Regions from separate parts of the Homo sapiens genome. Here region 1 is linked to region 2. Evidence: read pairs that join two places in POLR2A ChIA-PET (ENCODE). Cell type or tissue: B cell. All regions are shown on one strand. Each heading gives the region's core, and the rest is flanking DNA. Links, peaks and the distances in the headings are about the cores only.

Evidence for each region. ChIA-PET counts read pairs that join two places held together with the same protein. Peaks named below come from ENCODE experiments on the same cell type or tissue, not always from the same donor. Only the 100,000 strongest peaks of a DNase experiment are listed, where the experiment ranks them.
Region 1: POLR2A ChIA-PET joins it to region 2 with 5 read pairs; 2 of 35 experiments call an interaction of 5 or more read pairs at or near these places.

Annotation. Positions count from the first base shown.
Region 1 is chr10:22,600,091-22,603,003 of GRCh38, reverse strand. The region is part of intron 3 of PIP4K2A (phosphatidylinositol-5-phosphate 4-kinase type 2 alpha); the gene reads left to right. Among named protein-coding and RNA genes, the nearest start is that of PIP4K2A, 110 kb to the left of the region's middle. RefSeq lists an enhancer at 1,369-1,528. In B cell, for the core only: no CTCF peak of the experiment used is centred there; a DNase peak (open chromatin) is centred at 1,763; H3K4me3 peaks cover 1,315 bases; H3K27ac peaks cover 2,500 bases.
Region 2 is chr10:22,241,662-22,244,574 of GRCh38, reverse strand. All of the region lies in intron 1 of LOC124902391 (a long non-coding RNA gene), which reads left to right. Among named protein-coding and RNA genes, the nearest start is that of TRN-GTT2-3, 14 kb to the right of the region's middle. In B cell, for the core only: no CTCF peak of the experiment used is centred there; no DNase peak of the experiment used is centred there.

The sequences.
Region 1 (2,913 bases), core at 263-2,762, 360 kb before region 2:
TAGAATATCAAGTCTATCCTCTGAAACTTTCACTTGTAGATTTCTCACTTTTGACTTTAAACTGCCTGAGGGCAGGAGCAGTGTTTGTGTTTGCTGGCTGCCTGTCACCCGTTGAGCACAATGCTGGGCTCAGCAGGCACTTAAGAAATATTTGCAGTCAGGACAGTGGCCACACCTGTAATCCCAGCTACTCAGGTGGCCAGTGCAGGAGGATCTCTTGAGCCCAGGAGTTCGAGACCAGCCTGGGCAACACAGTGAGACACCATCTCTAAAAACATGAAAAATAAATAAGTAAATAAGAAATACTTGTGAAAGAGAGTGAGGGCTAATGGGGACTTTGAAGAGAAGTGAACTCTCTGGGCCCAAGCGGAAGGCAGGAGAGCCCATGAAATGTGAAGGTATTTGGATGGTGGCAGAATAGTGGGAGATAAAGATGTTAAAATAGCAAGAAACACAAAGACACCAGGGACACTGGGCCGATTCTGCTGCCAGCGAGCAGCCCTGTGGGTTTTGCTCAGGGGAATGGCAATGTCATGACATCTGTATTTTCTTTTCTTTTCTTTTTTCTTTTTCTTTCTTTCTTTTCTTTTCTTTTCTTTTTTTTTTTTTATAGACAGAGTTTCACTCTGTTGCCCAGGCTGGAGTACAGTGGCACAATCTTGGCTCACTGCAGCCTCCCAACTCCTGGGCTCAATCGATCCTGCCACTTCAGCCCCCTGAGTACCTGGGACTACAGGTATGTGCCACTATGCCCAGCTAAGTTTTGTAATTTTTGAAGACACAGGGTTTTGCCATGTTGCCCAGGCTGGTCTCGAACTCCTGGGCTCAAGCGATCCACCCACCTTAGCCTCCCAAAGTACTGGGATTACAGATGTGAGCCACTGCACCCACCCGAGGTCTGTATTTTCTAAAGATAACTGCATTGTAATTTATAGAATGCATAGAAGGGAGATAAGGAAATCAGGAGGCCATGAAATCCCAGTGAGCCAAGCCTCCGTCACCCACCATGTAAAGCACGGAGCAGCTTGAAAAGACATTGAGAGAAGTAAACCCACAGGTTCAGTGGCCAGTGGCAAAGGACAAGAGCCACAGAGGCACTGGGACCTGAAAGCTAAGAGAGCAGGGATGCGGGTCACAGAGGGAGGGATGTTTGGGGCTACAGGTGGATAGAAAGGAAGATGGAGTTGAGTTTTTGACCTGTTGACTTACCGTAGTGGTAGGATACCTGGTGAGGCTTGTGGCCTGCATTGGGCATTCTGGGTCACAACTCTGAATGAGGTTGGAGCAGAGGTCCAGCTGTGGTGAGGATTGGCACAGTCGTGCTTGTGGGACTCCTCCTTGGTCCAACTCTAATGCTCAACCTACACCATCACCCCTGTGCTTGCTCCTCTAATGCCTAAGCACTGTCATTCCTTTATCACTAGTAGTTGCCTGTTGGGTTTGCTCCATTTGTCCTCACAGGTTAGCTGCCCTGGAAGGAAACTCCACCCTGCTCAGAGACGCACTGAGGCTGAGACCCAAGGGAGGCCCCTCTCTGATTGGACAGCCTCTTGATAGACTGGGGGAAGCTCCCTCACAGCCCATCAGGGTCAGCAGGCATTTCTTGCACTGTTTCAAGTCCTGTTTATGAACTGAGCAAATTACTGTTCCTACCACCACCTGCCCCCACCTGGGACCCCAGGCTTCCTGTTAGCCTGTGTTTCCCGCCTCAAACCTGCTTTGGGTTTTGCCTCGTGGCTTTTGACAGAGAGCTGACAGCCAGTCATCCTTGCTACTGGGTGCTTCTCTCCAGGTTAAACGCTGTGTTTACCGTGAGCCTTGGGGACATGTTCCTGGTTTGTTTTTTTTTTTTTTTTTTTTTTTTTTTTTTTTTGAGACAGTCTCGCTCTGTTGCCCAGGCTGGGTCCCTGGTGTTTTAATCATCGTGAAACAGCAGCTGAGATTTAGAAGATGATCTCATGGCACTCTGTGAAGTTTCTGCAACTCTGTTGCTTTCTCTGTTGGTCATTGCCTTTCATTTTTATATTCTTTTTTTCTGATAAGTTGTTTCATTATTGATAAGTGTTAAATTGCACTGTGTCTTGCTCCCCTCTATAATGAAAGCTATTCTTCACTTGAGATCACAGCTTAGATTTTCTTTGAAATTCCCCAAGAGCTTAACACAGGGCTTTGAACACAGTGGGCATTTAATAAATCCTTGATGATGATGTTCAAGTTCCACATTGGTCTTCAACTCTCTGGCGGGGTCAGAGGACCATCTGTGCTCGCTCAGATATGTCAACTGCAGACCCAGAAAGCAGCCTTCTCCAGACAAGTTGCTCCTGTCTCCTGGGCCGTGTGATTCGAGGCATGTAATCATAATCCTGAGCTGTCAGCAGGGCAGTGATTGGTTTCCAGATTTCCAGTCCATGAAACAGGTAGCCAGGGTTGGGGAAAAGAATATTTCCGGGAAGTTAGGAGGCCTGGTTGAGTCTTGGATCTTCAGTGACTGATGCTGTGACCATGAGATACTCACTCACCCCTGGTGGGTCTCAGTTTCCTCATCCATAACATGAGGAGAGGGACACAGTGCTCTCTCCGGCCCCCCAGCTGTCAGGTCTCTAAATCTATTACTGTGCCACCGTGAGGAGATGGCTGTCACGTGAGTTCTGCACGGTATTGGCATGTTCCCTTATACGAGGGTGGCTTTACACATTTGAGCATGGCAAAGTTTAAGTGGCCCCTCTTTCAACCAAAAATGAAAACTTTTCATACATGATTTTTAGCAGAATGTATACAAACGACCATCAAAATGGAAAAAAAAAACAAATTATACAAGACTTACGTGATTAGTTCAAGAGAATTAAATATGCAAAATGCTTGGTTGTTTAAAAAATGCAGGGAAAAGTAACTGTTACTAAATGAGGACACTTT
Region 2 (2,913 bases), core at 149-2,648:
CCATATGTGATGGTCAATTTTCTTTTAATTTTAATTTTTGTAGAGATGGGGTCTCACTATGTTGCCCAGGCTGATCTTGAGCTCCTGGCCTCAAGCAATCCTCCTGCCTCAGCCTTCCAGAGCACTGGGATTACAGGCATGAGCCACCATGATTGGTCTGGATTCCTTATAAAAAATATTATAATGAGTACATCATGTTTAGAGAGCCAAGAAAGGGCAGGGTCCTGCCTAGGAGACAGAGCCAGGACAGGTATCATGAAGCTTGTGTAAAGTGATATGTTTTGGGTGGAGCCAAGACTCTTCCCCTACTGTTGTTCTGTTCAATAGAGACCCTGGGTCTTTCTTTTTCGTTTGTGGTGGCGCCCCCTGGATAGAGCCTCAGAGAGGCAGCATCACAAAGAGCTATGCAAGGAATTGGTTCTGCAGGGGAGACAGTGGAGGGCAAGGTGTGGGGGACTGCGGGGAGGAGGAGGGGGTAGGGGAGAGGTGGTAGCACACAGTGCGAGGATTCTGTGCCATGCCAGTTCAGCCTTATGTTCAAAGCAGCTGTTCTTTCTGGGCTTCCAAGAGAGGAGCACCATTTTTATGCCCACATTGTAACAAACAATGAGATATGTACTGGTTAACAGTATCAAATGCAATGCAGTGATTAAATAAGGAGTGGAGAAAATCTATGGAATCTTACAATTTGGAGGGCCCTGGTGACTTATCTAAATACCTTTTTTGCAATAGAGCAAGTCAGAACCCTGAGGATCTCAGGGATTAACAAGGGAGACAGCCATGTCAAACAAACAAAACCAATGCACTGTGATAAGGTGTAAGGCTTAATATAAGGTGGGATAACTTTCTCTCACCTCTCTCATTCACTAATCACTTCCTATCAGCACCTGTCACTGGTAGGTGGTTTCTGATGCTCCGAAACGCCCAGGTGCGCTGGCTTCCAGCCTAGCTCCTCTCCTCCCTCTGCGTGTTCTTCCTGAGCAATTTCATCCAATTTAACTATCACCTGTAGACCAGTGATTTCTCAACCTGTATTTCTAGTTTCCTGACTTACTGAGCTTGAGTTCAGCATTTTGAACAATGGCCATAGTACTGGGCACATGGAGGTACTCAGTAAATGTCTACTAATTCACTTAAAAGTTGATCCTAAGTAAACTGATGATGTAGGAGTAAATTTGGATCTCAAGTAAACTGAAGTTTACACAGTGAGTAAGCAGGGAAATACTTTCCAATAGATTTGACATAAAACTTCAATTTCTTTTTTTTTTCTTTTTCTTTTTTTTTTAGAGACAGGGTCTTGCTGTGTCACCCAGGCTAGAGTGCACTGATGTAATCATGGCTCTCTGCTGCAGCCTCTAACCCCTGGGCTCAAGGGATCCTCCTGCCTCAGCTTCCTGAGCAGCTGGGACTACAAGTGCAGTCCATCATAGCCAACTAATTTTTTTTTTTTTTTGAGATAGGGTCTCCCTCTGTTGCCCAGACTGGAGTGCAGTGGCATGGTCTTCGGTCACTGCAGCCTTGATCTCCCAGGCTCAAGTGATCCTCTCACCTCAGCCCCCTCGAGTAGCTGAGGCTACATGCACTTGCCACCGTATGTGGCTAATTTTTGCACTTTTTAGTAGAGATGGGATTTCACCATGTTGCCCAGGCTAGTCTCGAACTCCTGGATTCAAGCAATCTGCCCACCTAGGCCTTCCAAAGTGCTTGGAGTATAGGCATGAGCCACCATGCCCAGCCTGCCCAGCTAATTTTTAATTTTTTTGTAGCGATGGAGTCCTGCTATGTTGCCCAGGCTGGTCTTGAACTTCTAGCCTCAAGTGATCCGTCTGCCTTGGCCTCCCAAAGTGCTGGGATTACAGTCATGAGCTACTATGCTGGGTCTAAAACCTCAGTAATTAACCGGAAACCAGATGAGAGTTTCACTATGGGAATTGGGTTAGGTGCAGCTAATCACAGTGAAGAATAGATTAAAATACATGGATTTGCAAATCAGAATGCAGGTTCTGCTGCTAACTTTGGGAAATTCAGCTAATTCTCTGTGTCTTTGTTTCTATGCTAGTAATGCTTTATTTTAAAATGTATTTATGGTTATTAAGATGTAATTCACATACCATAAAATTTATCGATTTAAAGTGTACAAGTCAGTGTATTTACAGACTCATGTAACCATCATCACTAATTCCAGCGTGTTTTCATCACCCTAAAAAACACCCTCATGCCCTCATTCCCCATTCCCCATTACCCCAGTTTCTGGCTACTGCTTTCTATCTCTATATATTTACTATACTGTACATTTCATACGAGTGGCATCATATAATATATGTCCTTTTGTGTCTGGCTGCTTTCTCTTAAGCATAATGTTTAACCATAAAAAAAGTTAGCATAATGTTTTCAAGATTCATCCATCTTACACCATGTATCAATACTTTGTTCCTTTTTATGGCTAAATAATATTCCATTAATTGGATGTATCAGATTTTGTTTATTCATCAATTGATGGACATTTGCATTGTTTCCATTTTTTTGCTATTATGAATTATGCTGCTATGGACAGTACTGTATGTCCTGCATGGACATTACAGAAACTTTTCTGTGTGGCCATATGATGACTCAATGTTTGACATCTTGAGGAGCTACCAGTTGCTTTTCTGAGTGGCTGCATCACTCTGTATTCCCACCAGCACTGTATAAGAGTTCCAATTTATCCATGTCCTGGCCAACACTGGTTATTGTCCATCTTTTTTATTGTTGCCATCCTCATTGATATGAAGGGACACCTCATTGTGATTTGATTTACATTTCCCTAATGACTAATGATATTGAGCATTTTTTTCATGTGTTTATTTGCCATTTGTATATCTTCTTTAGAGGAATGTCTACAAATCCTTTTCCCACTTAAAAATTGATTATTTT